Regions from separate parts of the Mus musculus genome. Here regions 1 and 3 are each linked to region 2. A link is a loop called in an ENCODE intact Hi-C map of the cell type or tissue named here. Cell type or tissue: heart. All regions are shown on one strand. Each heading gives the region's core, and the rest is flanking DNA. Links, peaks and the distances in the headings are about the cores only. Region 1 overlaps Adarb1 (adenosine deaminase, RNA-specific, B1). Region 2 has its middle 23 kb from the start of Pofut2. Region 3 holds the start of Gm51791.

Region 1 (10,819 bases), core at 2,532-7,531, 57 kb before region 2:
GAAGAAAGACAGCATTTTCAACAAATGGTGCTGGCACAACTGGCGGTTATCATGCAGAAGAATGCGAATTAATCCATTCCTATCTCCTTGTACTAAGGTCAAATCTAAGTGGATAAAGGAACTCCACATAAAACCAGAGACACTGAAACATATAGAGGAGAAAGTGGGGAAAAGCCTCGAAGATATGGGCACAGGGGAAAAATTCCTGAATAGAACAGCAATGGCTTGTGCTGTAAGATCAAGAATTGACAAATGGGACCTCATAAAATTGCAAAGCTTCTGTAAGGCAAAAGACACTGTCAATAAGACAAAAAGACCACCAACAGATTGGGAAAGGATCTTTACCTATCCTAAATCAGATAGGGGACTAATATCCAATATATATAAAGAACTCCAGAAAATCAAATAACCCCATTAAAAAATGGGGCTCAGAGCTAAACAAAGAATTCTCACCTGAGGAATACCGAATAGCTGAGAAGCACCTGAAAAAATGTTCAGTATCCTTAATCATCAGGGAAATGCAAATACAAACAACCCTAAGATTCCACCTCACACCAGTCAGAATGGCTAAGATCAAAAATTCAGGTGACAGCAGATGCTGGCAAGGATGTGGAGAAAGAGGAACACTCCTCCATTGTTGGTGGGATTGCAGGCTTGTACAACCACTCTGGAAATCAGTCTGGCGGTTCCTCAAAAAAGTGGACATAGTACTACTGGAGGATCCCACAATACCTCTCCTGGGCATATATCCAGAAAATGTTCCAACCGGTAAGAAGGACACATGCTCCACTATGTTCATAGCAGCCTTATTTATAATAGCCAGAAGCTGAAAAGAACCCAGATGCCCTTCAACAGAGGAATGGATACAGAAAATGTGGTACATTTACACAATGGAGTACTACTCAGCTATTAAAAAGAATGAATTTATGAAATTCCTAGGCAAATGGATGGACCTGGAGGGCATCATCCTGAGTGAGGTAACTCAATCACAAAAGAACTCACATGATATGTACTAACTGATAAGTGGATATTAGCCCAGAAACGTAGAATATCCAAGATATAAGATACAATTTGTGAAATACATGAAGCTCGGGAAGAAAGAAGACCAAGGTGTGGATACTTTGCCTCTTCTTAGAATTGGGAGCAAGGCACCCATGGAAGGAATCACTCTTACAGTTGGGAAACACTTTGAAGTAGGGTTTTTTTTTTATTTAAGATGTAGATTATTTATTCATTTTGTTTGTTTTTCAAAACAGGGCTTCTCAATAGCCCTAGCTGTCCTGGAACTCACTCTCTCTGCAGACTAGGTTGGCCTCAAACTAGGAGATCTGCCTGCCTCTGCCTCCTTAGCACTGGGATTAAAGGCCTGCGCTAGCACACCTGGTTTGAAGTACTTTTAAAATTAACCCACCGATTATCAGGGAAGCTACTTCTGGCTTACCAGATAACTGCATTCTGCAGCAGTTTTTCAATTTTCATGGATCGGGCTTCTGTTTTGATATTTCTCTTTTTTTTTTTTTTTTTTTTTTTTTTTTTAATAATTAATTTATTTATTATATGTAAGTACACTGTTGCTGTCTTCAGACACTCCAGAAGAGGGAGTCAGATTTTGTTACGGATGGTTGTGAGCCACCATGTGGTTGCTGGGATTTGAACTCCTTTTTTGCTGGGATTTGAACTTGACCTTCGGAAGAGCAGTCGGGTGCTCTTACCCACTGAGCCATCTCACCAGCCCCCTGATATTTCTCTTAACTAACAGAAGAAATTGGAAGGCAAGAAACGAAGAAAGTGGAACACGCAGAGTTGGGGCGTATATTCTGCTCTGTAGACTGGGCTTGCCTCAATATAAATCACAGTGGTGACACCTGCACTTCCTGGCCATGTACCCGAGTTTCCCATAGCTCTCATGCCCTGTGTCTTATTAAACCGCTGGAGTCAAAAGCCACGCAGACTCTGTAGAAGACAAAGGTACACCGACCATGGGCCAGGGAGAGGGACCGTCAACCTGAGAAGACAAGTGCACGCTGCACCAGTTCACTCACTGTGGCCTAAGTACGGTGTAACATGTGGCCTAAGTGGCTCCATGAAACTGAGGGGACCAAGGAGCCTTCCCAGTTTCTTTTTACACTGACCGAGAGTCACTCACTTTCCTTTTAAACAATTGTCTTCTCTGTGGTTTGGTGCTCATTCCTGTATTTGCCTTTGACTCCATGATGGCAGCCATACCTCGTACACCTGATCTTCACAGTGGGATACCACAGTGTTGGAGTCAGTGGATAGCCAAGCATGGGCACATGATCACAGCCTGGATTTTTGTCCACAGTGACCTGTGACAACAAACAATAAAACCTGACACCTAGGTTGGAGATGTCGTGACCAGATATTATTCAAAACAAGTCATCTGCTCCCAAGGCCAACATCCTGGGGACACAGTCAAAACACAGACACAGCAGAAAAGGAATCCCCCAGCGCAGCTCAGGCACCCCTGAACAGTGACGGGCAGTCTCCACAGCCTTCCTTCCACAGGCTCATTAGAGCTGTGGGAGAGGTCAAGATCACCCTGTCGCTGGTGTTCAGGCCTATGAGACTGTCACCCAACCCCTTTATGCTTCCTCTAGGAGGCTCTGTTAACTGTCTTCTTGGCAGTCCCTCCCACCCATGCTGACTGCCTGGCAGGAGGCCTAGTGAGGTGGCAGCTTGACACACAACCCTCTCAAACTAACACTGGAGACATGCCAGTGTTGCTACCAAAACTATTTCTGTGAAAGGGTTCTGTTGCTTCCCAGACACAAGAAAACCTTAAAGGTGCTTCCCCAGTCTGTCCTTAGGGGTACTGTTTGTACCCCAAGGACTGTCCTCTGTTCCCAAGTGCCCAAGGCCCCCCACAGCCTCAGGGAGCATAACAGTGTAAAAGGCATTACGGCTGAATAATTGCTTGTATGTATTGGGCTGGCCTCTGACTGCTCTTGCCTACTCTAACCCTCATCCGGATCTGTGGAGCATCTACTTCCAGTCATGGATTGAAAATTTGGGGGGAAATCATATCTGGGCTAAGCATGTACGGGCTTTTCCTTGTCACTTCTAAATGCTATAATGTTGAGAAATGTATGCATATAGTATAGTATTCATACAACACTTGTGTTCTACTGGGTATGAAGAGTACTTGTGATTTAAAGTCTGCAGGAAGAGGTGTGCACAGGTCATCCAGATAACTGTGCCACTTAATGCAGGGGTCTGAGCATCCATAGATTCTAATATGGGGGGCTGGTATGTTGGCTCAATTCTCAGAAGATACAGTAGCCCTAGAATGATGGGGTAGAGTCCCGGAAGATGGGAGCTTCATGGGTGGGAAGAGGCCATGCTAAAGCCAGAGACCAGGTGAGTGGGTTCCAGGCTGGGTTCTCCTTTTGGTAACACTGAAAGGTGCTAAGGTGGTATGTGCAGGACCTAATCAGGAGAGGGAAGTGTGACAAGGTGGCCACCATCTTCCTACCTGGGCTTAGGAGAGCCGTGCTAAGCCCTGTTGTTCTGGTTCCTAGCAATCCAGGGAGTAGGAACAGGGCTGGCTTCTGCCTGCATCAGCTGATTACAACAGCTCCCTCTCAGAAGTGGAGCTCTGGGTCCTCTGGTGTCTGACCTTCCCTGGGGATATATGCTTTCCTCATCCTGCTGCCCACCTCAGGCCTGGCCCAAGAGCCTGCATCCTGTCTTCTCTTCCAGTCTTCCACCATTCCTCTGCCTGACTTTACAGCTATGATGGCCACCAGCCCTGTCTCTTCACATCCCACCTGCCTGCTGTTCTACTGTAGGCTATAAAAGTGGATTCTGCATGGCTTTCAGGATAAGTTCTAAACATTGCTTCAGCTGAAAAGAGCCTTTTCAAATCATGCCCTGCTTGCCACCCAAGATACTAGCTCATACAACAGGCTGCCACAGGTTCAGCCTCATCTTTCCAAAGGGCTCTTGGTTCCTGGGTTTCTTAACAGATACTTTCAGTGTCCCCCCGTCTTGGAAGTGTCTTCCGAGGGGGGCACTCCTGCCTGGTATGTTCAGAGCTTGCATCATGCATAAGCTGAGACTTCACCACATGTGTACATGAGCCATTGTCATTCTCCAGCAGCAGGGGACGTCTCCAGGACAGCTGCTGCCTCCATGGTCTGCTGTCTGCAGCACCCCTCCATAGCGTGGACCTGTTGTAGCAGGGTGGAGGCTTGAGATAAGAGGACCTGAGGTCAACAAACCCTGCTTAGAGTTTTAAAGTACTTGAACCAAAGTACTACAGACACAGTGGTTCTGCTCACTGACAAGTGTGCATTCAAAAATGGAAAGACCATGTGGAAAGATGGGCTTTTATGACTGAAAGTTGGCAAACTAGAAAAGACGCCTGAATCAGTTGCAGCCACATGTCTGGGCATTCTGTGGAAAGCTTACTCATGTTGGAACGAATAGTGGATCAAGATGTGATGTTTTCGTTGGTAGCAGTACCTAAAGGAGCGTTGGCAGCTAGGCCATAGCATATTTTTATCTATTTTAAGAGAGTTTTTAAAGATAAAAACAAGACAGAAAAGTGCAGCAGAGACACATAGCCTTACTGCCTGTCTGACCCTTTACAGAAGTATGCAGGGTTTTGATCTAAAGGATTAAAAAATAAAATAGGTAATTGAAGGTATACAAAATTTATACATATTTCTCCAGAGTGCTGTATGTTTAAGCAAAGTAAGATTTTTCCACATTTAAAAAAATTTTTTTAATTGTCAAAGGTTATAAAAATTAACTGTCAACGTGTCAGAATTACTTAAATAGTTTATGTTTGTTAGGTCATATTAACAGTTCTGCAAAGGTAAAAGCTGCTGGTGACTCTTGTTATCCAATGTTCACCTAGTTGCCAGTGTGGAGTAGAAGGTATGGCTTGCGTGGAGCATGTCACGCACATTCAAATTCAGACGGTTCCCATGTGGCTGCCAGCGTTACACTAACTCATGGACCTTGAGAGTGACCAGTTGTGAACGGATGCTGAGCACTGTGGGTGAAGGCTTCTTTTGTACCATGCATAGTACCAGGAGCGAACAGACACGCGTGGTGTTTTCTCTACTGACATCCTCCATGTTGTTAGCTCTCCTGACAGTTCTACTACATTTTTGTTTTTTGTTTTTTCCTCCAGCTCTTATTCCACAAACTACTCTTTCACTAGTGCTTCTATTCCCAATGTAGGAGTTTTTGTTGAGAGGGGACTTTGATTTTTGTCATAGGAGACTGTTTTCCTAGAAAGGTTTGCAGGCGCTGCGCTTCTCTCTTTCCCCACCCTGTGCTTTGAGGGTTAACTATCACATGTCACTTTCTGGGAGGAAATCATTGTGTGTTTGGGTCCCATTCAACCCAATTCTGCCTAATTCTGAGGCTTGATGAATGAGCCTGAGATGGAGGAGCAGTCAGTCCCTTGAATCCTGCCGGCAGGGGTGGCTGTCGCCTCAGCCTCGGCTTTGCACATTGAAATAATCCTCCGTGTTATTGCTGAGTGACCAAGGGACGCGGAATGAGCTTGGGACTAGCAGGGGCTGTCAGCCACTCATCGGTCCACATGGCATCTCTAGGCTTGGGAACTTTGACCGTGGGTGCCTTCTTCAGCTTCGTGGGGCGTCGGTATAAAAGGAGGCGCAAGAAGCGCTCTGAAAGGAAAGGTAATTACTCGGGCACGTAGGTGGAGTTTGCGAGCCACACCACAGTGTCTTCTGGGGTGGGCTGCCTGCGGCTCAGCCTTGCTGGCCGGCCACTTCTCTGTTTCACTGTTGATTTGAATGCCTCTCTCTTGCTGATACTTTATGGAATTTGATAGGGCACGCCGACAAAGGAAGCTTTGAAGATGCGTTTGTAAGTGTGAGCGGAGGTCCTTTTAGCTTCTGTCTACAGGGTGCTTTTGGAGGGGTGTTTGTGAAGCTGTGGAAGTTTGAAGCGTGAGCATTACAAGGCTTCTCTGTTTAGAGAGGTGATTCGTAAGGATCGCTCTTGCCGCTGTTCGTTCTTCAGCCATGCCTCTTTTGTCCTAAATTTGTTTAGTATACTGAGAGGGCAAGACCATAGCTGTTACCGTGGAAATACTTTCCCTCTGCAGAAGCAGGGATAAGTCCTTCACAGTCAGTACCCGGCTTATTTCAGTACTTAATTCCACTCTGTGTTTTAAGACTTTAAAATCCATATGGTTTTTTGTTTGTTTTTAAACAAGATTCAAAAGTTTTTATAGTAGTAAAAGCATCATGTGCCTTCAAGGGCACAAACAGTATCCACTACTATAAAAACTGCAAACCGTTAGCTTGTAGAGGGAAAATAGTGCATATAAGCTACCAACAGTTACTGTCTCCATATAACTGGTAATATTTTAAAAGTATCCCAGTGAGCAACTGCTGCTAGCTGGGAACAGTAGCTATGCTGAGCAGCTCACTGCCCTGCCTCCACCTTCCTAGACACTGCCTCAGTGCTACCGCCCCATAGGATTAGGACATGAGCTCTGTAGCCAGCAATGGTAATGCCTCAGGAAATAAAATGAGCTATAGTTTTGTTTTGTTTTTTAAGGATGAAGAAGAAATTGATTTTAGAGCCAGCAGTCTTTGTAGTTTGTTCAGGGTAAAACTGGAGTGCTTAACAGAATGTCAGGGGTACATTAGAAGGACATCACGGTCCCTACATCCTTGTGGGCAAAGTGCATGTGCTGTTTTTACTACTGTATAGATAGAACAAAGAGAAGCTCAAAAAAGCCAATTTAATACCCACTTGCTCTTAGAAGAGTATCTTAGAAGAGTCCAGTCCTGCTGGACTTCATATCTTCAATGCCAGTCAAGAGCACAGAAGTAAAACTACAGGGAGTGCTGATCCATTAGCCCAGTTTAGAAATGCCACTTGTTCTGCAGACCCTCGGCACAAGCCACTTAGCTGGGAGAGTGATGGGGCATCCAAACCTAATGCTGGGCACATGGCTTTGGACTCCCTGCAGTCCCAGCTCAGGGGAGCTTCCTCGAGTACACTGGAACTGTGTCCACTGCAGGAAAAGCTCTGTTGCAAGCCTGCCTTCTTTGGACCAGCATCCTAAAGTATAGAGTATCACACCGTTGCAGCTAGGCCTCTATAAGATGGGACCTTGTTCCTGGCCGGACTTCTAAATAAGCTTATTGTCAGTTACTGAGCAGTGTGACCTTGTGTAGTGGTACCTGCTCTTGGTGGTTTATAATATGTCTCTGAAGCTAATAGAAATGCCTTCAAAACAGTAGAGGCTGTGAAGACTGGACATGTAGTTACACCAAAGTTATTTAAGATTGGAAGTGTGTGCTTTTGAAATACTTTAAGATCATGTGTCATGAATTGTGTTTTGTCTAAGACTGGGGAAATGCATGCTTTTAAAATTTTAGTTCTGTAGTGAAACTGTAGTGACAAGCTGCCTGTTGAACTGTGACAACAATACATTTTCAATGATTTTTCTCCCTCACTCCTTCATTTCCTGTGTGGCTGCTCTGCTCCCCCCCCCCCCCAGGACGAACATTGATTGGCTCGTGTGCAGCTCGGGAGGAGCCACCAACACAGCAGAAAGTCCTATGGGAAGGAAGGCTGTTTAGTCCTGGTGCTGACCAGGCAAATGCTTCTGGTCAAGGCCTGAGAGAGGCCTTTAGCATGGTCAGACTGTGAGGCACATTAGAGTCTGATCAGGGGTCAGTTGCCAGCCACCGTGCAGGTGACAGGTGGGGTGAGCTGAAATTCAGAGATACTCCTTTGCTGTATTCCCCATGATCACCATCACATTGTATGTATAAGGTCCCATGTCTGTGTCCTGTCCCTTTTTCTGAGTCTTTTGTTTGTCCCAAATGTGAGAGCATCTTTAGACTGTTCCCAGTTCTTCTGCTCATATTAAAAGGCCGTTGTCAGGAGCTTTGATCTGAGGCCAGCCTCCTCTGCCTGGTTTCCAGGGTCAATAAATGAGTGGGGTTGGGCACGTTGTAGATAAGGCTCTAGCTCAGCAGAGGCTCAAACTCTGAGTACTGATGGAAAGTAACCCTGAGACTCAGAGCAACCTTCTCTGCTCAGTGTGATCCCGAGCTGCTATCGTGAAGTCTTCCCCTTAGTCTCAGCTCGAGTCTGGACAGAGGGGATCTTTTTGAGAGATGAAGAATAAGGGTTAGGATATAGGATAGATAGAGTGGCACTAACCATCTGTATATCTGCCCCGCTACCTAACAAGTGCCCACAAGGAACTTCTATTGGCATCAGAGATTTGGACATTCACAGCACAGGGGTAGACACAGGATTTCAGCAGTAAGAATGGTGCTCTTGACTGTCAGGCTCATGGTTTGCTCTAGAATGGACCATATGAAATCTCATCCCATATGACCAGGGAGGTGGCTTCTGTAATGTGTGGCTGCTATGTTGTTTATGCAGGTAGGACAATTCCTTAGACTCTGAGAGAGTGGAAGACACTTAATCTGTGATGTCAGCTATGAGTGATCCTCAAGCGTAGAAAGTTGTCACTGACCACACACACACACACACACACACACACACACACACACACACGGAAGAGCCGCACTTGTGGATAGATAGCTCAGATTTTCTAGAACGTGCTGTGACTGATACAGTGTATGTCTCATTACATTTGTGCTGACGGCTTCACGGCACAAGTGAGGACCTGGATGGCAGGTCAGGAGCTCCTCTCAGAGAGGGAGCATCCATGGTAGCAGCACATTCCAGGTTAGTAGCTGAAATACTGAGTCACACTCGAAATGTTACAGAAATTGGATCCAGAATAAATCTCAGTGATGCCAACTCCCAGTGTAAATGCTGGTATTAAAAATACAGTTTTAGAAACATTTTCAGTGGCTTTGCTCTCTTTAGTTGTCCCATGGGAAGGAGGGCTAATTAAATATAAGCAGAATATTATAGATTTTTATGTGTCTAATATTCATACTTGTTAATTTTTTTCTGAATATGGCTTTAGCTTATTACGAGGTTTTAAATTACATACAAAGTATTTTATATTCTGTTTCATCATTTGGTTATGGTAAATGTTCTTCCGTGAAGAGAATGATCTGGATTTGGTTTTTTCCAACTACTTCATAGGTGGAACTTGGGCTTATTACCTCATTCTGGGTCATTACGTTCTTAAATTTAAGCTCCATTTACATGTGTATCTGGAAGATAACTGAAAACAAGTTATTCAAGCTGTGGCATGAATGTATTTGTTTAGGGATTGTTTTAATTTTCCTGAGATAGATAGCCAGAGCTCAGGGATCTTCAGGTCATGTGGAAGGTACAGCCAGCCTGTGTCTGCTGGCTGTGGTCAGCGCTGTCCAGGGTTCTATCACCATCAGTTTCCTAACCCACCAAGAATAGTCACAGGCCTCGGGTGTGAAGAAGCATGACTGAAGGCTCTGTGCTGGCCTGGCTTCTCGCTAAAATATATTTAAATCGACAGGAGCACTCACTGTATGCAGGCCATATGGGCACTAAATCACAAGGACCCACTCAGTGTGGCCTGCAACAACCCCACCCCCCTACCCCCACCCTATGTACATTCTCTCCATAAGGAAGGCATGCTACTGCCCAAGCCAGGTCAGAGGGCCTGCAGACTCCAGCGCCCCTACCAGCCACCACCCTGTATACCCCGGCTCTTATTGCTAGAGAGGGGCCCCAACAGCAGAGAATTCACGTCCTTCAGCAAAGATAAAGGGAAAGTACCAGCAGCATACTGTTTAGTCTTGACTGTGTCAAACTCTGCCTTTCCCTTTGATCCTTTCCACTGATAAGCCTTTCCAGGTTCAGGACCTCAGTTTGCAGCCATACACTGACAAGTATAGACTTGGCACAAGGGAAGCTAATGTGGCTGATGTGGTCTCTCAAGGCAAGGCACTCGGTCCAGTGAGCACAAATGTGATCAGGAATGGGGCACCCTGATTACATACCCACCTCTGTGTACCCTGAGAAGTACCGGGGTGTATACTGCAGGCAGAGACCAAAAGCTCTGAGCTCTTCATGGGGTTTGTCGGCTGCTGGCAGGGCAGGTGCTGCAGATGAGAGGGCTGCTATGCTCGAGGATCTGGGACACCCAGAGGAGATGCTGGCTCTGGGCTTTTGAGGCCATTAATACCTGCAGTTCCATCTTGACAATAAGCGTGTATGGCACTTCCTAGGGAGGGAAGCCATGGGTACAGACGGCATGCTGAATAAAGCGGGGCTGGTGGGGCACTGAGACTCTGGTCCTCACTATGGTTACTCCATACTTGCCCTTTCTATATGGCGCTATTGACCTTGCTGCTACCTGACATTCTCGATAAACTGAGCTGGTGCTCAGCCACGCTAGCCTCGCAGCCCCAGCTAAGTGTGTCCAGGCACAGTGGGGGAGTGTTTACTTAGTTAGCGCAGCCAGTCAGCCTTTGGACAAATTTCTTCTAGCTAGCACATTTCAGTAAATATTTCAAAATGGAAATAATTGATGAAACCAGTGTTTTATCTTTTGGTGAAGAATAGTGTGTGGCTATTTTAATGACGAGCATGTAGAAACAGCAGACACCATCTAAAACATAGCTCAGCACCCCAGGAGTTCCTTGGTCCTCCTGGCACTCAGTGGGTTACCTTGAGGAAACAACTGTAGCAGTCACATGACAATGGGGGAGCTGGGGATCATGACTGTGGCTATGCAGGCTGGAGAGGCACCTCTGTATCTAGCACGCACATTGCAAGGAGTTGAATAAAGCAATAGAGCTGAGAAGGGCAGAGCGCAGCCCTCACTCAGCCCATCTTCACTGGGCTGACAAGCATGGGCAGGTACTAGAAGACAGTTACA
Region 2 (10,819 bases), core at 2,004-7,003:
TCCCAAGTGCTGGGATTAAAGGCGTGTGCCACATGCCTGGCCCGGAACCGTTTCTTGAGCAAGAGCCAAATGCACTGAGAGCCAGAGAAGTAGTCCCAAAGTTGGAAACCTGGGTGAGGTGCCAGGAAGGAGAAAAGGTGCAGGCAGAATACATGAACTGGAGCCAAGTAGGGCTGGGAGGATTCGGAGTAGCTGCAAATGTAGATTCTCAAGGAGAAATGTAAGGGCTAAGAGATGATGAGCAACATCAGAGTCCCTGCTGTAAGTTCCTTCTGAGCCGGCGCAGGACCTCCCCAGTGTGGGTGGGGGAGATAGGATTAGTAGCCACTCTGTTGGCAAACTGGTCACCCCACAGGTAGATTTCCAGCAGATACTACTGCTCTGAAGACCCCCCAGAGTGCTCCCTAAACCAGAAGGCCATCGGTGAGCGTCTGCTGAGCTGCGGCCCAGAACCTTTTAAGGCCATGTACTCTGCTGTGAGTACATCCTGCCCCTCCACTTCAGTCTCCTTAAACTCCAGGACATGGATCTTCCCCTCATCAGAACAGAACCGAGCCGTTGCATAAGAATGTGGATGAGGGCTTATGTGGAGATGGGATAGTTTTAAGAGAAGTCAGAGGAGGACCTGTGTTTTCTCTTTCACCCTGAATTAATCAGCTTAATGCGGATGCCTGGGTGCCCCAGAGAGATACGGAATCTGCTCCAGACATGGATCTGCCTTTCGTTGTGCATTCTAGAACTTTCCCTATAAACATCGACTCATACTAAGTAATTAGGACCTGCGCAGTAATTTATTTTTTTCAGAACATCATGAAAAGGATATAGTTGAGAGCAGTCTTTTCTTGGCATATGTCAGACTTCCTGGTATTTAGCTGTCAGCTGAGTATTGTCACCTGCCAGGCAGGGTGCTGTCAACCCTGTCACTTAGCCCCTCGTCCTCTCAGATGTGCAGCCTGTTTGAAGCTGTGCTGCACACTTGGATCAGCTCCCATCACCTGCCCCCTGTGAATGGAAGGGAAGGAAATCTCTATAACTACCCGTCTGTCTGCTTATGCTGAAGCTGTGGACATAGCTGATGTCTACCAACAAGGATGGAGACCCAACAAGGATGGAGACCCAGCTATGGGTGACCCAAGTTCCATATTAGAATTGTGCTGTTTTGATGTTGTTGTTAGTTATTTGTTGTTTCAGCTTTGTGCTTACTATCTGGTGACAACCATGAGAGACCACAGTGTGCTACCAGCCCCATAGCAGGCTCTCTCACCTAGCCATCCAAATGGCCTGGAAGCCTGTACCAGGCCTTTGCCCAGGAGTGTAGCTGTAGCACAGGACACATTATAGGAAGATAATGAGGCTCTTTGTGGTGGTTTGAATATGCCTGGCCCCAGGGGCAGGGGGGACACTATTTGGAGGTGTGACCTTGTTGGAGGAAGTGTGTCACTATGGGCATGGACTTTAAGATCCTCTTCCTGGCTGGGCGTGGTGGCACATGCCTTTAATCCCAGCACTTGGGAGGCAGAGGCAGGCATATTTCTGAATTCGAGGCCAGCCTGGTCTACAGAGTGAGTTCCAGGACAGCCAGGACTATACGGAGAAACCCTGTCTCGAAAAAAAAAAAAAAACAAAAAAAAAACAAACAAACAAAAAAAAAAAAAAACAAAAAAAACACCTCTTCCTAGCTGTCTGGAAACCAGTCTTCTCCTAGCTGCCTTCAGAGCAGGAGGTGGAACTCTCAGCTCTTCCAGCCCCATGCCTGCCTGGACGCTGCCTCACTCCTGCCCTGATGATAATGGACTGAACCTCAGAGCCTGTAGGCCAGTTCCAATTAAATGTTGTCCTTATTAAGAGTTGCCTTGGTTGCTGGGCAGTAATGGCACATGCCTTTAATCTCAGCACTTGGGAGGCAGAGACAGGTGGATCGCTGAGATCGAGGCCAGCCTGGTCTACAGAGTGCGTTCCAGGACATCCCAGGCTACACAGAGAAACCCTGTCTCAAAAAAAAAAAAAAAAAAAAAAGAGTTGCCTTGGTCATGGTGACTGTTCACAGCAGTAAAACCTAAGACACTCTTGAAGCCACAGGACAGCACATTGAGACAGTCTGGTGAAAAGGGCCCAATACCATGTCTGCTTCTGAGGGAAGCTCAACAATGGAAGGGCTTCAGTCAAAGAATCAAGGGACTTAGCTGAAAGCTTTCCTCCCCTCTCTCAGTGAGACCTCTACAAGACAGAGTAAAAACCAAGCAGCTAACTCTTATGTAGTTATCTGGGGTCAGGGTTGAACTCGTACTCATGGCTGAGTGAGGTCTGGACTGAAGAAGAGTTGATAGCACACCCATGGGACCTTGTGACATGGGAACTATAGAGATGAGACCACAACATATATATGAACAAGACAGGCAGTGATGAGGAGGGGCTGGAGAGATGGCTCAGTGGTTAAGAGCGCTGACTACTCTTCTAGAGGTCCTAAGTTTAATTCCCAGCAACCACATGGTGGCTCACAACCATCTGTAATGGAATCCAATGCCCTATTCTGGTGTGTCTAAAGATAGCTACAGTGCACTCATATAAAGAAAATAAAAATAATTCTTTAAAAATGTTTACTTAAAAAAATAATAGTGAGGTGGAGCTTCATATTGGGAGGAGAGGGTACCAACGGATATAAGATGACATCTGGCCGTTCTACTCAGCAGAGGGAACAGCTGGAAGTTATCCAATCACCTGGAGTGAACTGGGGTTTTCATACTTGTCCCTGGGCATGGTCTCCAAAGATATTTTCCTTGTATGTCCTCATGTTTGCCTGGGGACTGTTGAGCTTTATCTTCAGAAATGCTCCGGCTTCAAGTCTGAGTCTTAGAATAAGACAGAGGGACTGTGAGTGCTAGAGCTTCGGAGTATATGGCAGGGTAGAAGAAACATTCGCTTTTACAGGCAACCAGCCAAGCTCATTGCATGTTAGTCTTCATCAAAACACTCCTCCAGTGATAAGTTTACGTGAAAAACTGAGTAGCGGCTGGCCTGCGTTAGGACAGCAGAGGGGACAGACAATATGCCTTTTATTCCATACTAATCACTATCAGATAGTTACAGCTTTCCCCCACCCCCTCAAAAGCAGCCTTCAATTCTCTGCACAGCCTTCAATGTTCTGCAGAGTACCTAAGCAACTGTTAACCTGTGTCAGGATCTGTTAGAGTTACTAGGAAGCACACAATACATGGCTCAGCCCCGTGGCCTCCAAAATGCTGAGGTCAGCCATGAGCAGGTAAAGCCTGCTTAATTACTTTCCTTCTGCAGTAATGACTCTCAGTTGGCTTTGTTACTCGTGTGGTGTCTTGAAAGGGACTAGTCTATGAATATTCTGGCCTTGGAGTCTGACTTGGTGTTTGATGACAAAGCTATCCAATGCTTGCTTTTAGTTGGAAAACAGGTCAAAGGGCCAGTGTGGACTTGTGGTGGTCTCCTCCTGTCTCAGTGAGAGAAACAGCAGTAGCAAGAAATATTTTCAGAGCTGAGGGACATGCTGAGTGCCTGCCTGCCTGCCTGCCTGGAGGAACAGGGCTGTGTGTGCCTTTGCTGCCAGGTGCTCACAACCAGGGCCTCTCACTCTGAATGGAAATGCCTGAGAATCCCAGGAGGCAGGCACTGCATAGGAGAAGAGATGGAGGGCCCTGTTAAAGCAAGTACAGGTGGCCATGGTGACATATGCGAAAGAGAAACAATCAGTGGAAGAACACAGAGCCCTGTTGCTAACTGATCGTCCTCAGCTGCTCTTTGACAAAGGAACAAAGGTTGCTAACACAAAATAACAAATGGTGCAGAAGCAACTGGACACCCACATATAAAACAGAATCTAGACATAAACCATAAAAGTACTGAACTCCTGAGGTAGGGGGAACAGGAGAAAACTTAGATCTTGGTTCTGGGATGACTTTAGACCTGAGTTGATCTCAGGAACCCACACGGAAGAAGGGGAGACCTGAGCAGTGCCCCTCAGGTGGAGATGTGAGAGGGAAAATGTTTTCCTTTGCCCTTTCATTGGCCTCGAATTTACTTCCTCTCACTTAGTTATGTTACTGTCTCCCTGGCTTTGGGCAGAGTGCCAAGCAGTAGAAATGGTAAATTCTGGTAACAACAGCAGCTTTATTTATAATTGCCCCAAACTGAAGGGGCCAACAAGCCCTTCAGTAGACAAATGGATGTATACGTTAATGCATCCAGGCGAAAGGACATGAATTAGTGGTGAAAGACACAAGCTTTCAAGTCCTGAGAAGGTGAGGAAGAGCCTCAAGTGACAGGCTGGTCTCAAAAGGCTGCACACTGCATCACCATGATATTTCCAGCAACACAAAAACCATGGGAACAGCAGGACGGTCCTTGGGATTCCAGAACTAGGTGAAGCGCACAAGCCCCTGACCATATAGCTTGGTTGTGCTGGCCACAGGGAGAGAAACTATATATATGAGTGAATTTATATATATGTGTGTGTATGTGTGTGCGTGTGTATATATACATATATATATGAGTGAATTTATCTATAGTTTGGCAAAACTCAGGGAAGAAATTCCCAGTTTGTTTCTGCCTTGCCTACAACAGTATTACAACTTCAGAAAAGTTGAAACAGAAGCCAGAAAGCGTGCATGTGCACAGAAGACCATGGGGACAGATTACCATACCCAGAGGCAAATTTTTTCAGGGGTCGGGGTCACCATATTCATTCCCAAGGTACAATTTCCTGTTGAGATTCTAAACACTAAACCCCCAGCAGAATCTCCCCCATCCATTTCTCGCCCAGTGCGTTGGAACACTGTCTCCTAGTTGTCTGTTATTTGATTGATATGTGGAGTCCAGGAACATGAGTTCAGAAAAGGAACCACTCTCCTGTGCCTACCAAGACCAAGAGCAGGGGAATCGAGGCAGAAAGGTAAGCAACAGCGCCACCTAGTGGAGGGATAGTAACATGCACAAGCACCTCCACGATCCTTGGGACTCTAGTTCTTGATTTTGGTAGGGTGTTCAGATCTTGCGCTTTTCCTGACAGCATTACTGATTACTTACTCTGTGGCAATGGGATGGCATGACCTGGGCCAGTTTGGTGACATCTAGGGAGGAAAGGCAGTGTAAAAATACCCCCTCTACCAACTCTGAGTGTAGAGGAGGTGGAGAGATGACTCAGCTGATAATCAGGAGCATTTGCAGCTCCTGCAGAGGACCCAGGTCCAGTTCCCAGTACACAGTGGTTCACAATCATCTGTAACTCCAGTTCCAGGGGCTCCGACACCGTCTTCTGGCTGCTGTACATAGCAGGCTCATACATGGTGCACATACATACATGCAGGCAAAACATGCATTCACATGAAGACAGAGAAGACCTGTGCACTAAATTTTGATCTTGGGAAATCCTATAAGTATCTTTTTTGGTATAATCAGCTTAAAACATACATATCTTGTTCTATGGTTATAAACAGGTAATGGTTTAGAACATTCATAACTTTGCTTATAGCTTTACTTATAACAAAAGCACAATCCATAGACTGATATAGAGTACCCTGGGCTGGAGAGATGGCTCAGGGGTTAAGAGCACTGGCTGCTCTTCCAGAGGTCCTGAGTTCAATTCCCAGCAACCACATGGTAGCTCACAACCATCTGTAACGGGATCTGGTGCCCTCTTCTGGCCTGCAGGCATACATGCAGGTAGAGCACTATACATAATAAATAAATAAAGCTTACATTTTAAAAAATTTCCTAGGAATCATAAACTTTCCTGTTAGCACTTTTAGTTCTATTAGCTGTTAGTTCTTTTTACCTATTAAAGCTTAGGATATGGAAAAAAATTAATTTTTTTTGAAATTCAAAATTCTAGTAATGTCTTAATACTTAAACTCTTTGGAATTCAGCATGCACGTGCACTTAGCACATAGTCTTATCTGTAAATCTTTAAGTAAATATTAACTCTGTATACCAGATAGAGCGGATACCATCCTATGTGACAGACTCTGCAGCCAGACACCAAAAACATGCCTGGAGGATGAAAAGCCTAAAAACCTTTGTCTTAAACCCTGTTAAGTTTTTCTACAAAATCATTTTTCTAATTTTCAAATTGTGTTGTGTGTGTGTGTGTGTGTGTGTGTGTGTGTGTGTGTGTGCATGAATCTGTGTGTGCCTGTGTGTATTTGGACACATGTCACAGCCTGTCCATGCGGGACTCAGGACAACCTTGTTAGGTTAGTTTTTTCCTTTCCACCTTACTGTGGGTTCTGGGAGTCACACTTTGTAGCTCAGTAAATGCTTTTACTGGTTTGATAGTTCATGAAGTGGTCTTAATTCCTAGAGCCTCATTATAAAGCTATTTGTTTGCTACTGAGAACAGGTCCTCCTTCAAAGTGAATCCATTACTGTCCCTTCTCAGAGGACCTTAGATGACAATGGTTTTAGTAGAACTGTCACCAACTAGCCCTTCTCCCTATCCTCTCCGGACAGACTACAAGGAGAAATGGCTCTCTACGGAGTCTGAGAGAGAGAGAGAGAGAGAGAGAGAGAGAGAGAGAGAGAGAGAGAGAAGAAGAAGAAGAAGGAGGAGGAGGAGGAGGAGGAGGAGGAGGAGGAGGAGGAGGAGGAGGAGGAGGAGGAGGAGGAGAAGGAGGAGGAGGAGGAGGAGGAGTCTGTCAAGTTTGCCCCTCACAGAGTTGATTGCCCCAGACGTACCCAGACGTACCTCTGGCTCTTCAACAGTGCTCTGGGTCTTACATCCTCTGATGGAGGGTTGTATCTCCCTTGGGTACTCAGGTGGCTAAAAGAGCATCTGGGCTTTCCCTGGCTGCACCAAGGTACCCAGGTCAGACAAGAGAGGCACCTGACCTCCCAGGCCAAGTGCCTGGTGGCCCACAGCATGTCCAAGCTAGGGAGCTGTGAGGTATGCAAGATTTGTGCAGATGAGGGTGGAAGGTGGCCTTTGCTGCTAGGGGCAGGGGGTCAGTGTTGTTATAGACTATGGACACTTGGGTGACAGTTAAGGTGTTAGGTTTGGATGAGGGTGAGCCACCCTATCTACATCTTCTCTAACTCTTGCCCACACCATTCTCTACCCCCAGCCCTCAACACCCCAGAACAAAGCCAGCTTATACAGGGATGTAGAGCTTTAGTATCAGGGAGAGGATTGAGTTCCCAGGGAAGAACTCAGTGGAGCCCATGTTAAGGTCTGTGTTGGATGGTAAATGTATCCTAAGGGCACCAGGCCCAGGTTTGTCCCCAAACCAGTATCACCAATCCTTCACTTTTTTCTCTGTGCATTGATGCCCAAGTTCTACCTCAGCCTCCACAGGAGGTTCTGAGATGCCTTCCACACATGTCTACCTTCCTCCTTCCCTGTTGTGAACATTCATATGGGTCTTCCTAAATGATGCAGGCAGGGCTACCTCAGTGTGTGACTGTCGATGATTCCATGGGGTGGGGGGAACGCCGAGCTTGGGGGCTCAGGGGAGAGGGGTGTGGGGTGGAGACAATGATGAGCATATTGTGTTCTTCTGTATGCCCGGTGCTCTGAGTAGTCCTTTACAAAAGCCTGTCTCATCCAACGTTACATCAGGCTGTGGCGTCCGTGTGTCCTTCTGTGGAGGGCTCTGTGAACTCCAGATGTGACTCGCAAGGTCGGGCAGACCCTGAAGTTTCTCAGACCACTTACCTATCACCAGCTGACCCCTGAGCAGGCATTGGGAACAGGCATTTTTAGGATGCCCTGTCAGGAGACAGAAGTGAATTTCAGCATCCAGCCCTCGGCAGCAGCAGAACTCAGTGCTGAGGTAGAAAGTCGCTGATTGCGGCATGGTGCAAACCCTCCATGGGTTCACGGAGGCGAACTTGCTGAGAACACACACATTATTTACAGAAACCTGGATGTGCAGTCAAGTCCCACTTCTCCTCACTAATGGCCAGTGAGGGTAATGGGGTGAACAAGCCAGCCCGCAGCAGCCAGGCTGCCTTCTCCCCAAGGTGCTTTCAGGAATGATGTAGCTGGCAGCAGTTCACCTTTCTGTTCTGCTTAAAGGAGACATGGTGCCTCACCTCCCCTGAGCCCTATTCTGTTCTCTTGTGGGAGAAGGACCTAATATCCACGAACATTTATGCATGGTGATCTTGCAAATGACCCTGCCTTGGGGAGGGGGGGGCGTCAGTGTCCACTGACTTCATGGGAAAGGTGGCCAGTCCAGGGACAGAGCTGCTTGGTTTGTGTGCAGCTCCGTAAACCCTGGACAGTGGCAAACCCAGTACATCCACCAGAAAGCAGCGAGGTCCTTGATATAAGCCAAGCTTATAGCATGTATCAAGGCAAGTTTGAGCATCCACACCTCCCAGATGAAACTGCAAGCTCCTTGTCATTTTGTTTGTTTGTTTATTGCGATAGAATCTCATACCCCAGCTGGTCTTGAAGTTGCTATGTAGCTTAGGATAAGTTTGAATTCAGATCCTCTGTCTCTACTGAGATGACAGGCATGAAGCTCACCGAGTCTTCTTTCTCCTTCTCTCATATTGAATCATAGTTCTGTGATTCTTCTTCAAGCCAAATACCTTTCCATATGTCTCATGATGGTGTCCAGCAAGGCTGCTGCCTGGCACATGTGCAAACTGGTACTCAGACTCCGGGTTTTAAGAGAACAAAGGGTTTTATTATAGTTTGGCCAACAAGGAGACAGCAGGCAAGTCAAGGCTATCTCTCTGTGAGACGGAGTACAGACTTTTGAAGCCCTGGGATACTAAGAGATAAATAGTACTGGCTGTTTGTGGCCCCATGCTGTGTCTGCTCCACACACGGGCATAGAAGGAAACTGTGAACTCTTTGGAAATAATGGAGACTCTCCAATCTCTTTAGTCCGGTCTGTTCTGCCGATGTACATTATACCTCGTGCTTCTAATTTAGGTCCCAAGACACTGTTCCTCTTTCTTCAGGATCTGCTTCTTTATTGAAGACTTCTTGGTTCTGCCCAGACCCATGGTCATTTGGTGGGATAAGCCTTTAAGAAGGGTTTGAGTTACTCAACAAAGACGCTTATGGCTGCAAGTCTTAAGAATAGGAAGGGAGGGATGGAGATGCTCTTGCAGAAGACCCTAGTCCTGGCTCCTACATCATGAACCTATAATTCCACCTCTAGGTATCTGATACCCTCATCTAGTCTCTATGGGCACTACCTTCACACATACACACATACACTCACACACACACATATATATATATGTCACACACCCCATTAACTAGTAATAAAATATCTTTTAAAATTAAGAAGCTACTGCTTTATAGCCCAAGCTCGGTCTTTTTATTATACTTTCTGATCCTGCCTACTGCCTCATTGTTGGAAGTACAGTGCTTAGAGCTGGCTGTGGTATGGCATGCTTTGTAACTCCAATGCTTAGGAGCCTAGCACAGGAGGATTAACACAGGTTCAAGGCTAACCTGAACTATAAAATGAGTCTCTCTGGAAAAAAAAAAGTACAGGAATTTTCCAGAACCTTCCATAATCGTACCTGCAATCTGTTCCTAAATTTTACAGTGTAATAAGCATCTTCATGGTGATCTTCTTCCACGTGAGATTCTTTTTTGCTTTTTTGAGACAGGGTCTCTCTGTATAGCCCTGGATGACCTGGAACTCACTCTGTAGTCCAGGCTGGGCTTGAACTTAAGAGATCTGCCTGCCTCTGCCTCCCTAGTCCTGGGACTGAAGGTGTGTGCCACCACTGCCCAGCTGATGTTGGAGTTCGTCAAAAGACCCTCACTCACAAAGACCACAGAGATTGCCGCCATTGCTGCAAACCGCATGAGGATTTTTATTGATCCAACATGTTGGGGACTCCCCTCTCAGCATGCAGGCCAGAGGAGAGACCCAGAACAAAGAAAGAACACACTTTTTATACCTTTGTAAGAGGCAGACTTGAGCAACAGGCTTCTCATTGGTGTAGTAAGTAACCCTTTTAGGCATTGGTTGGTTTGTATAGTGACTAAGTAACCCTCTGGCCTAGTGACTCACTTTGCTTGCCCTTATGGTGGGTTATTATGATTTGGTCAGCAAAGCAGTAGTACATTTTGAGCTTATGGATCAGCTATTAACATCACAGCTATTAACGTCAGGGGAATTCTCGAAACAAGGTCAGGGTGGTTTGTGGTCTTTGTCAGAATTCAGGAGAATTGCTAATCTTGTTATGGTTATTTCTCTGAGAAGAGCTAATATTATTTTGGTAGCTTCAGGCTTAATCATTTTGACTGCTAAAACTATGTTTTTACATTTGTTTAGTCAGCCAGCTTCCTTATCTGGCTCTGCACTTTGCCTGCTAGTACAGTTTGGAAAGTCTTTTTTGAAGGGGGAAGGTACTGGGTGGTCTTGAATTCATTTTGGATATTACACTGAGAGTCTTTTTGTTTTAATATTTTATTTATTCCTTGAAGATTCCATCCTAGCATGCACCCCCAGTACCATCCCAAATCCATGTCCCCAATTTGTTGTTGATGATGCTATTGTTATTAATAACCCCCTGGGTCCAGTTAGTCTTGTCCACATGTACATGGGTGTGAGTCCAGCCACAGGGGCATGGGAAACGTCCACAGAAGAGAGTTTCTCTACAACCGTCAACTGCTAACTTTGCCCCTCTGCCCCTCCCCCATCCCTGTCGTCTTTTTGACTGGCTTGATCTTGTGCAGGGCTTGTGCTGTAGCCACAGCTGCTGTGGTTATCTGTGCAGCAACAGTGTCACGAGAAATCTGCTCTTCAACTGTGAGCACTTACACTCTGACCACTCTTCTGCCATGCATGCTCTCTCCACCTTGGATGGGGCCAGTTTC
Region 3 (10,819 bases), core at 2,198-7,197, 150 kb before region 2:
ACTCAGCCATGTTTTGAAGTGAGCATATCCCCTTGGCTGAGACAGACATATCTTTTAAATTTTTTTTCAGGGTGGAAAGTTTGTGTAGTGGTTAAGAGTATTTTCTGGGGCTGGAGAGATGGCTCAGTAGTTAAAAGCACCAACTGCCCTTCTAGAGGTCCTGAGTTCAAATCCCAGCAACCACAAGGTGGCTTACAACCATCTATAATGGGCATCTGAATCCCTCTTCTGGTGTGTCTGAAGACAGCTACAGTGTACTCACATATATGAAATAAATATGGCCAGAAGTGGGGCCAGAGCGAGCAGGGCCGGGGGGGGGGGGTGGGGGGTGGGATGGGTGGGGAGAGTATTTTCTGTTCTTCCAGAAGACCCAAGTTCAGTTCCTAGCCCCCATGTCAAGAGGCTCACAACTGCTTGTAACTCCAGCTCCAGAGGATCTGATGGCATTTTCTGGTCTCCATAGGTACTTCACATATGCACACATACCAGCACTCCCATACACACCTTTGCTTCTGAAACATATGGATATGGAGGCTGAAGCAAGAGGATCTCTGCCTCAGGACCAGCTCAGGCTATGTGGCAAACTCCCTCTCACCCCCATCTTGGGGGGAAAACAAACTGACAGGAGGTCAGCTATTGCTGGGTTTGTCGTCTTGAAGAAGACAGAGTATACATTCCCATTCAGGGTGGCCCTCAGAACTCAATTGACTGGGCAGACCCATACCCTTGAAAAACAGCTATTTCACTCAGCCTACTGACTACCAAAATACCCTAGATAATGTCTAAGCAGCTCCCTGAATGTCAAGCTTAATAATGGAAATCAACCAGCAAGACAGCTAGCTGCCCACAGACCTCCTGTCTGGTTGGCTTCTGGCCCCCAAAACATACAAATACAAAGTGAATGGCTGCTTCCCCTCCCCACGCTAAACTCCTTTCCTTAGGAGCTTACCACCAGCCCTGCCCTGAGTCCCTCTCCCTGCCTTGACCCTTACTAGCCCAAGGGTGTGTCTTGTCTGCTCCACCAGCTAAAGACCATACTTCCCAGGGTCAGAGAAAGAATTCTTGCTGTCTTTGTTAGTGTTTAACTGCTGTAAACACACACCATGACCAGGGAAACTTATAAAAGACATTTAATTGGTGCTGGCTTACAGGCTCAGAGGTTCAGTCCATTATCATCATGCATGGCAGTGTCCAGGCAGGGATGGGGCTGGAAGAGCTAAGATTTTCACCTCTTGTTCTGAAGGCAGCTAGTAGAAGACTGACTTGCAGGCAGCTAGGCTGAGGGTATTAAAGCCCATGCCCATAGTGACATACCTACTTCAACAAAGCCACATATACTCCAACAAGGTCACACCTCCTAAATAGTGCCACTCTCTGGGTCAAACATATACAAACCATCACACTTGCTGACAGGGTGTGAAGTGGGATCCCACTTCTGTTCAAGGGAACATTCCATCTCCATCTTCCAGTTATGTTTCTTCCTCATGGTCTACAAGAGCAAGAGCAGACTTTATTCCCTAGATGGACTTTATTCCCATCAGCCACCCTGGAGGCAGGGTCACAGTCTTCTGCCAGCCATATTGGTGCTCATTTGTTGAATGAGTGCATTATGAGTTGTAAATGCAGGGTGAAGAAGTAGTGTACATATTCTTCTTTGCTTTGGGGGACAGAGAGGTGACTCTCTTGCAGCTTGGCGTGTGTTTCTGAGATCTCTGGGAGCTTAGAATGGAGGAAATCTTGGGAGAGGGGACACTTATCACCATTTTTTTCTATGCTGGTCAGTGTTCAATCCAACAATAACACATTCAAGAAAATTAAAATCTTTATAACTAAACAAACAACAAAGAAAATGGGCCCCCAACAAAATGTCCTGACTGGCAGTTCTAGATCCTGAAAGATGGGAGGGAGCTGAGGTGGACTCCTGGTGAAATCCAGCTTGGTGACTAGCTGCTACTCTCATAGCTTTCTGGGGAATGTAGAGAGTGGCCTGGGTAGAAACTTATCACTGGGACCAGATGCAGACCATCTAGGTCAGCTGAGTTCATCTCCAGGCAGCTTCTAAAGGAGATCAGCTGACAGCCACAAAGATGAGGTAACTTCAGGGCAGCCTGTCTCAGGTGATGACATTCTACCTGCCTCTCACTGAAAATGACCAACGCAGCAACCCTACAGTATAGGGTAGTGGAGTAGCAGGGAGGCAAGGTGTGCCTGTGCTGGTTTCTGACAGGGACAGGGAGCCAAGTAGGGATGCTAAGTAAGTATGCCAGGTAGGCATGAGGAGTGGGCATTGGGTCAGAGCCCTACAAAACTCTGTTGTGTCCAGTGTCAAAGCATTGAGTTCCACAGCAAGGAGACTGAAATTATGTAGGAACAGGCCCACGCCTGGGGTCTGATTAGGCCATTTATTCCTTTGCCCACAAACAAATATTCATATGCTTTGGGAAGATTATCCATCTCTCTCTTCCCTCATCAGGGATGCTTTGATGGGAGATTGGGCTGGGCTGCAATAAGATAGACATCACTTTAACTGGAACCTAAGACCTCAGGGCATGAAGCTTTCCCCGTGAGGGTCAGTGCGGAGCCAGGCAAGCCATTATCCAGGAGCTGTTGAATTTCCATGCTGAGCACATCAAGGCCAAGTTCTACTTTAGGTCAGAGGACAGTTTCTCATTCACAGAGGAAACTAGTCAGCCTGGGTCCTCTGTCTTCAGAGACTTTGGGGCCTGAGGAGATTGCTCTGAGATAAGAGAACATGGAGATGAGATGACCAAAGGACTTCACTGACAACTCTGATAAAGTAGCAAGGATCATTCTTATGTCTTCTGAGTGACCACAAATAACCAAAAGAGATAAAATATACAACAATAGCTTCTGAGACCTGGCATCAAGACAAGGAAGGACAGACATTGCTGAGAGATGGTGACAGTCAAGGGACTCCCAAAGGGGTTTGCAGGCTGCCACGCAGGGAAGGGAATGTAGGTTTGCCCAATGTAAGGGTCTCCACACCATTGTGAGGGGTGTAAGAGCGACCTAAGGCCTCTGTGCCCAGCTTTATAGCCTTGTGAGGGAACAAGGACACTGTCTACATAAAAACCACACAGACCACATACACCCGCCAGCAGCACCCTCAGACACAGAGCTAGAGTAGGGCAACAGAGTGGAATCTGATCCTGGGGCCTTACAGTGTCCGTGTCCAAGAATCGAGGAGAGTCTGAGGCACCTCCCCTGACCCCCCGGAGACAGAGATTCTTTGTGTAGCCTTGGCTGTCCCGAAACTTGCTCTGTAGTCCAGGCTGGCCTTGAACTCAGAGATCCCTTCTGCCTCTGCCCCTCTGCCCCCTGCCCTCTGCCTGCTGAGATTAAAGGCGTGCACTACCACTGCCTGATGAAAGACTCCTTCTTAAGCCCTACCTCCTGCTCCTGAATTGGGCTCTCTCCTGGAGGCAAAGGCTGCCCTGGCAGAGACATAACAGGCCACGAGGTTCTCTAGGCCCTGAACATCATGCCTAGTGGCTTCTCCTTCTGCACTGGCCTCAAATCAGAAAGGAAGGTCATTTGGACATTTTGTCCTGGAGTCCATCTATTTATCTGGCATCACTGGCCAGCCTGTAACCAGCCAGCCTGAGGGGAGCACGATGGGGCCAGATCTGTGGTGATCATCAGCTGTGAAGGCTGTGCAGGGGAATTTGCTCTCTGATCCCAATATTCTCGGGCCCACTCTGGACCACCCACAAGAATGTCTTTCCCAAATGCAGAAGATGATCCACCCAGCAGTGTGCAGAGTCCTTACAGGCCAGGGACAGAAAGCACAGGCTAGAAAAACTCATTGTCTCTGCAAGGTCCACAGCTCCCAAAGGACCAAAGAGCCCATCTGACAGCTATGACAGAAACATCACACCGGGTGGGTCCGCTGGCTGTGGGTAACAAGCTGAGGGGACAGACTTGGACAGGGTCAGGCTCAGCAGCGTGTCCAGAGGCTGTGCAGCCAGGTGTAGTGCCACTGCTCCCAGATGCTCAGAGAGCCCTCCAGCAGACGAAGACAAGCTGTGGCTTCTGTCCATTCCGTGAACAGAAGCTGCTGTGATGGGCAGGCACAGTATTTTTAGACCCAGCGAGCTGTTTGCCACGTGGTCTGGTGTCTGAGCGGGCAGCTCCAGGCGTGAGGAGCAAGTTGTGAACAGTCACACTGGTCCACGCTCCCACAAACTGAGAGGTCTTTTAAGGAAATCCCTCCCCGTGGAGGGGCTGAGTCATCGGCTTCCATCTCTGGCTCCTTAAATAACCGGAATCTCAAATTAGCCATGAGGGGGGAAAAAAACAATCATGAAACTCTTTCTTTATTATAAAAAGGAAGACAAAAACCCAGGAGCTGACATGCAGGGCAGAGGCTGCTCCATTTGTCAGCATTAATCTCGCTTCCTGCACTCGCAGGAAGATTTCCTCTCTTCCTGGAAGGTGCGCTGGAGTTGGAGCAGAACGAGAGGAAACCGGGGAAGGAGCCTCAGCAACAGCCTGTCCGTCCCTGTCGCTGCCCCAGGAATCCTCAAGTGAAACAGTCTCCTAAACACTGGCTGGCAGGAGATGCAAATGGGAGGTATTTTTAGGGCATATTAAAGCACCCGAGCTGTAATTTGCAGACTGAAGCCTGCCCCTCCCCTCCTCGATGAAATCTATGGGAGATGTGGCTCCTGCTTTTAAAAACCTGGCTTTGGGAGTGACTTGGCTGTTCCACACAGGAGGGGAAAGTATGCTCATTGTGCATGCAAACAATACCACAGGCTACAAGACAATGCAGCAAGGGAAAAAAAAAAAAACAAAAAACAAAACAAAACAAAAAAACCCAAAACGTCACTCCTGGCCTTGCCTAGGAATTTTACCCATTCACAAGGGTGAGAGCTGGGTGTGGCCCAGTATCGACTATCAGAGGGAGACAGAGGGACAGGACCAAAGGTCTCCTTCAGTTCCAGAAGAGAAGCAATGGAGAGAAGCTAAAGGCCACTGCACATCACATCCATAGATCTTGCCATGACTCAGGAGGGTTACTCTGTGAGATCCTCAGAGACAGCCAGAAAACCGTGACAAGGTCTGCAAAGGTACCAGCTCACCAGTTCTTCCAGAGATGACCTTGGCCTTGGGTCAGAACAAGAGGGGAGAGATGGACTTGGGATAGAGAAGGGATCCAGAAACAGGCCAAGGGCACTGGGATCTACCTAGGACAAAGAGGATGTTGTGCATCTCTAGGGAAGAGTCCTTGGGGGTGTACTCTGAGCATGCGTGAGGAGATGAGACTGACCTCTTTCCCTCATACTTGGGATCGGATGTGAGACATGAATAAGTGTTGGGAGAAAGTGGGAGCCTTACCTGCACACAGGAAGTGGTGCTCTCACTGTGGCTCAAAGAAAGGGCCACAGACATGAGAGAAGACCCCTTTGAACAGCTTTTTAAAACGTGACAGGCTGGAGTGATGGCTCACTAGTTAAGAGCACCTGTTGCTTTTGCAGAAGACTCAGGTTCGGTGGCCAGCACCCACAGGGTGATTTATTCCCATCTGTAACTCCAGTTCCGGGGAATCTGATGTCCTCTTCTAGCTTCTGTAGGCACCAGACCCTCAAATAGCACACATGTATACCTGCAGGTAAAACATTCATACACATAAAAATAAAACAAAATAAATCTAAGAAAGCCATATATGAGTAGCCAGTCTTTTCAATACTAGCACTGGGGTGATAGTGCAGGAAGAGGCAGGCCTATCTCTGTGAGAGTTTGAGGCTAGCCTGGTCTACATAGTGAGTTCCAAGACAGCCTTGGCTATGTAGAAAGACCCCGTCTCAAACAAACAAACAAACAAACAAATATTAAAAAGAAAAGAAAACCATAAGTAACATAAAAAACAAAGTACCAGGAGGAAATATTTGTGATGTATGGGACAAGGTAGGAAGTCATAGAAATCTAGGACAAAGAGCAGAAGGGAAATGTAAAGGAAAGAGACAAGGAGATGTTGATATGAGCCATCAGCAGGAAGAGGTTCTCTCTTGTCAGTATTGCCTAGAAGGAGACAGAACATGAGGTGCTCAGAGTTCTGGAATGGAGCACTTCCCTGGTGGGTGGTGGGCAGCAGGCCGCTCCTGCAGCCCTGGGGCCCAGGTCTTGAACTGCTGTGGCTTGTGTGATGTCCTGGGATATCTCAGCCTACCTCTTGTTCCACTCTCCCATTAACTCTGTCCCTGGCTCAGTGCCCCTGCAGCACAGGTCCTGGCCAGGGCAGTGAAGTAAGAGCCTCAACAAGCAGTCCCATGGGTGCCTGAAAAGCAGGTCTACTTCAGCTCACAAACGAGACCACTATGGCCTAAATAGTCCAAAAAAGCATTGAAGTTTCTCCAGGACCAGAAAGGTGAGTTAAAGTAGCAAAGACCAATATAGAAGGTCAAATTGGGTGTGGTGGCATAGGTTTGTGTAATGACAGTTTAGGAGTTTTGGTTTCTTTAAAAAACATGGAAATATTATAAGAATATGTTTTCAATTTCATTCCAAGTGTGGGATACGGGGCTGCTTCAGATTGTCCACAGCAGCTGACTATGATTTGCCTCGGGCTCTAGTAGGGGCGTGATTTTACCACCTGAGGGTGGTTTGGACAGTTGTGTGACATTTGGAATTCTGGGGACTTTTCAGCACGAGGGTCCTAAAGTAGTGGTGTTTTGTGGGTTATCTTTGCAAATGGGCTCCACTGCCTAGCGCCCCATTACACCAAAGACCCATTGCACCTTGGTGAGCCTTGAAACACAGCAGCCATCTCTTCCAGTGGCTCACTTGTGGCTACCCATGACTACTATCCAGGATGCCTGGACTCCTCGTCCAGCAACAACTCTGGCAGAAGTGCCGCGTACCCAGGGGACACCGTGCTCCACTCTCCCCAGGTCTTCCCAAGGCTGACCCTGGCCACTGGTAGGCCAGCTTCTTTTTTGGGAAATCCACCCTCCCATTCATGGCCACAGTGTTGGAGTCGCCTGAGCACTCGGCAGAATCTCCCCAGGCCTCCAGAAGCCCAATCGCCTGTGGCCTGGCTCCTGAAACCATGTAGAAGCAGCCAGTCATCCATCCTGGCCAGACCAATACCAGGGCCCAGTCCTGACCTGTCGGCAAAAGCAGCCTGCCCAAGTTTAAGTGGTGCTAGGCCAGAGCCCACCTTCTCAATCCTCCCTGTAAACTAGGAAGGCTGAACAACAGACACCAACAGAAGCTGGAGAGAGTTCCCTCTTGGTTCACAGCACAGTTTTCCTGACCCCATAACTGTGTCTTGCACAAAGCAGAAAATAAACTCACAGCAGCCTCTCCCCACCAACCCCCCCCCTAAAAAATGCTAGAGCTCTGAGAATCTCCCCACGAGCCCCTCCAAAATGCTAAGGCTCTGAGAAGAGCTGGGTGGTTGATTGATTGTTGGCTGCTGTTGGTCATGGCTTTCTAAGCAGTTGTGTGCAAAGAAGAGGCAACAACAACAATAAGAAAAATAAGAAATTAGATATGCGGATGGTGAAGATCAAATTTGCCTTAAGAAATTCAATACCTTTCGTCAACAGTAAGTAGTTTAATGATGACATTGCCTCTTTTCCTACCCTTGACTTTTTTCAGGGATCTCTTTCCTTTGTCTTTATCCCTTTTTCTCTATTATCTAGTGTTAAGGGGCTGAAAGGGTGGAGAAAAGGGATGGAGAAGGGTGGAAGAAAGAAGAACCCACAAAATAACCATAGCAAACTACAGGATATTCATCTCAGCACTTAGGAGATGGAGGTCGGAAGGTCCAGGGCTCATGATCATCCTCGGCCACAGAGAATTCGAGAGCAGCATGGACTTTACAAGACAGACGCAAAAACAGTAGCAGAAAGTCAAACAGAAAAGCGTAAGATCAATATGCAAAATTGATTGCTTTTCTGCTATCAAGAAACAATTAGAAATGAATTTTAAGGGTGTCATTTACAGCATCAACAAGTGCATAAGATTCCCCAGGCTAACTAAAAGATGTGCAGAGCTTCAAAGGTTGGTACATTCTGTAGCCTTTGTCATGGCTCCCTGGCTGTCTCTGAGGCTCTCACACAGAGAGTAACTCCCATGACTCATGGCCATGATTCATGTGTGTGAGAGGCTCAGTGGCCTTTTATTTCTCTCCTTTGCTTTTCTCCTATGAAACTGAAGGAATCCATCAAATTGTCCCTCTGTGTCACACAGGGAGTTGGTCCTGGACCACACTCTGAAAACTGCCAAACAGCTGTGACAGTTTGAATGCACTTGGCCCAGGGAGTGGCACTATTAGAAGGTGTAGTCTTGTTTGAGTGGGTGTGGCCTTGCTGGAGTGAGTGTGGCCTTGTTGGAGTAGGTGTGCCACTGTGGGTATGGGCTTTAAGACCCTCCTCCTAGCTGCCTGGAAACCAGTCTTCTCCTACCAGCCTTCAGATGAAGATGTAGAACTCTCAGCTCCTCCTGTACCATGTCTACTTGGACGCTGCCATGCTACTGCCTTGATGATAATGAACTAAACCTCTGAACCTGTAAGCCAGTCCCAATTAAATGTTATCCTTTATAAGAGTTGCATTGGTCATGGTGTCTGTTCACAGCAGTAAAATCCAAAGATAATAGCAAAAAAAAAAAAAAAAAAAAAAAAAAAGGCAATCTAAGTCATCTGGGAGTGCAGTGGTATTTATGTCCATGTTCCTCCAACATTCCTATGCTACAATCTTAAGCCTCAAGGTAGTAGAATTAGGAGGAGATTTGAACTTGAGGATGGAGCCATCAATGGGGTTAGTGTCTGTATACAAGGGACGAAGAAGAGACAACTGAGAGCCACACAGCCCCCTTCTTCTACATAATGGCATAGCAGTGAAACAGAACACGGGCAGTCACTAGACAGGTCTGTAGTCTCCATGTCCTTAGACCTCCAGGTTCCTGTCATGCTTCTCCACAGGAGCCTGTGAAGCGAGGCTTTGGGTGGGCAGCCAAGAAGAGAAGGATCCTTGCTGGACTCCTGGGCTATTTCCATGTTGGCTTATTCCTGAAATGTCAAGTTGGTTTAACGTTTGAACCTCAGTCACCTAGATTCAGTCTTTTAATAAAGTAGAAACATTCAGGCATCCTTCCCAAGGCCGAAGAAAACAAGCTACAGAGTTCAGTATGTGGTTATGAGAAGAAAAAAAAAGCTCCTAGGAAATTAAGGGTAGGAAGAGACTTCCTTTATTTCATAGGAGACATCTTTCATTAGCCCCCTAACACACACATACATACACACTCACAAACACACACCCACAAACATACCCTACCCACATAGACACACCCACACATACATATAGCCCCCCACATACACCCCTATCCCCACACACTTTCACACACACGCCCCCACACCTGCACATACACACTCACATACACCTCCACACACTCACATACACACACACACACACACACATACACACATACCCCCATACACTTGAACATGCATGCTCATTCCACCACATGCATGCACACAACACACACACATATACCCCACACATTCTATGGTAACCATGAAGAGGATCATGGAGTGGAAGGCACAGTAGTCTTCAAGAAGTCTAATCATCTTGAAAAGGCTCCAGATCCAGTTGTCCTTATCAAAATTTCAGCAGGACCCGCTGTAGACACTGTCCAGTGGAATAAGGGCTAATTGGATGAGAAGGCCTCGGAACAACGCAGACAGGACTAGAAGATTTAGCAGTTTCATTTGTGTGTGAGGACTTGAGGCAGTGCAGTATTGGCCTGAAGAGAAAGAGATCAATGGGACCAAATGGGAGTGCAGGAATAGACCAGCGGCCGTGAGAAATTTCAGGAATGGCTTCCCTTGGCTGGAGGCCTGACTTGAATGGAGTTTTCTAGGGTAACAGCTGCTCTAGCTCTAGACTGGGGTTCTGATTCCAGTCTATATCTGTGAGGCACTACCACTGACTTAAGACGCCTGTGTTTATGTGAATTGTATGGTAATGAACTGAATTAGTGACTGGTGAGAAGAGGGTCTGGCAGCAGGGGTGGGAAGTGTGGGGTGCGGTGGGATAGTGGGGTGGGAGGGGTGGACAGAGCTGCAGTTTGCTGGGAAACAGGATCAGACAGAGAAGCTGGCTTTTCTGGTAAATGGACTGTGAGAAGGGAGACAGCTACAGCTCTGAGCTCTGTTGCTCTCTAGGAACAGGTCTCCTTGCGGAGCTCAAACCCTCCTTGTCTCATAGATCTGTGACATGCTACTGGGCAGTCTGTCATTAAGCATCATGGCAGGGATTTGAGCCACCTACTCCTGGATCCCCCTCATTTCCTGCCCTAAGGGGATGTTGGCTGAGTGGGGACACCTCTGCCTCCCACACACATGAATCTTGCTGAAGTTCTAATTATTAACTTCATTACAACAACCGCTCTCCCAGCCAGTGTCTACCTTACACCCTGAAGTCTATACAAGGAGGGTGGTACTCCTTCCCCCTTATACTGTCTACCTCTTCTTCCTCTTTCTCCTCCTCCTCTTTCATCCTTCTTCCTTCCTTCTTTTCTTTCTTCTTTCTTCTTCTTCTTCTTCTTCTTCTTCTTCTTCTTCTTCTTCTTCTTCTTCTTCTTCTTCTTCTTCTTCTCCTTCTCCTCCTCCTCCTCCTCCTCCTCCCCCTCCTCCTCTACCTCTTCCTCCTCCTCTTCCTCTGCTTCTTCTTTCTCTCTCTCTTTCTTCCTTTCTTTTCCTCCTCCTCTCCCTCCTCCTCTCCCTCCTCCTCTTCCTCCTCCTCCTTCTTTTACAGCACCACCTATCCACCCAGCACGTGGCAGATGC

The links. Hi-C counts contacts between places; a loop is a spot of excess contacts. Peaks named below come from ENCODE experiments on the same cell type or tissue, not always from the same donor. Only the 100,000 strongest peaks of a DNase experiment are listed, where the experiment ranks them.
Region 1: it touches region 2 in a loop (2.2-fold over the local background); 3 of 42 quality-filtered maps call a loop at or near these places.
Region 3: a loop joins it to region 2, with 2.5 times the contacts of the local background. A loop is called at or near these places in 2 of 42 quality-filtered maps.

Annotation. Positions count from the first base shown.
Region 1 is chr10:77,334,879-77,345,697 of GRCm38, reverse strand. All of the region lies in intron 2 of Adarb1 (adenosine deaminase, RNA-specific, B1), which reads left to right. Among named protein-coding and RNA genes, the nearest start is that of Adarb1, 78 kb to the left of the region's middle. In heart, for the core only: a CTCF peak has its summit at 5,432; a DNase peak (open chromatin) is centred at 2,657; H3K4me3 peaks cover 899 bases; H3K27ac peaks cover 311 bases.
Region 2 is chr10:77,277,128-77,287,946 of GRCm38, reverse strand. No RefSeq gene overlaps it. Among named protein-coding and RNA genes, the nearest start is that of Pofut2, 23 kb to the right of the region's middle. In heart, for the core only: CTCF peaks have their summits at 4,945 (motif pointing left) and 5,698 (motif pointing left); a DNase peak (open chromatin) is centred at 4,946; H3K27ac peaks cover 659 bases; H3K27me3 peaks cover 346 bases.
Region 3 is chr10:77,428,254-77,439,072 of GRCm38, reverse strand. Gm51791 reads left to right here and starts at 6,777. Exons shown (of 1, transcript XM_030245426.1): 1 at 6,777-7,336. The coding sequence starts at 6,777. The coding sequence ends at 7,208. In heart, for the core only: no CTCF peak of the experiment used is centred there; DNase peaks (open chromatin) are centred at 3,492, 4,152 and 4,462; H3K4me3 peaks cover 843 bases; H3K27ac peaks cover 1,808 bases.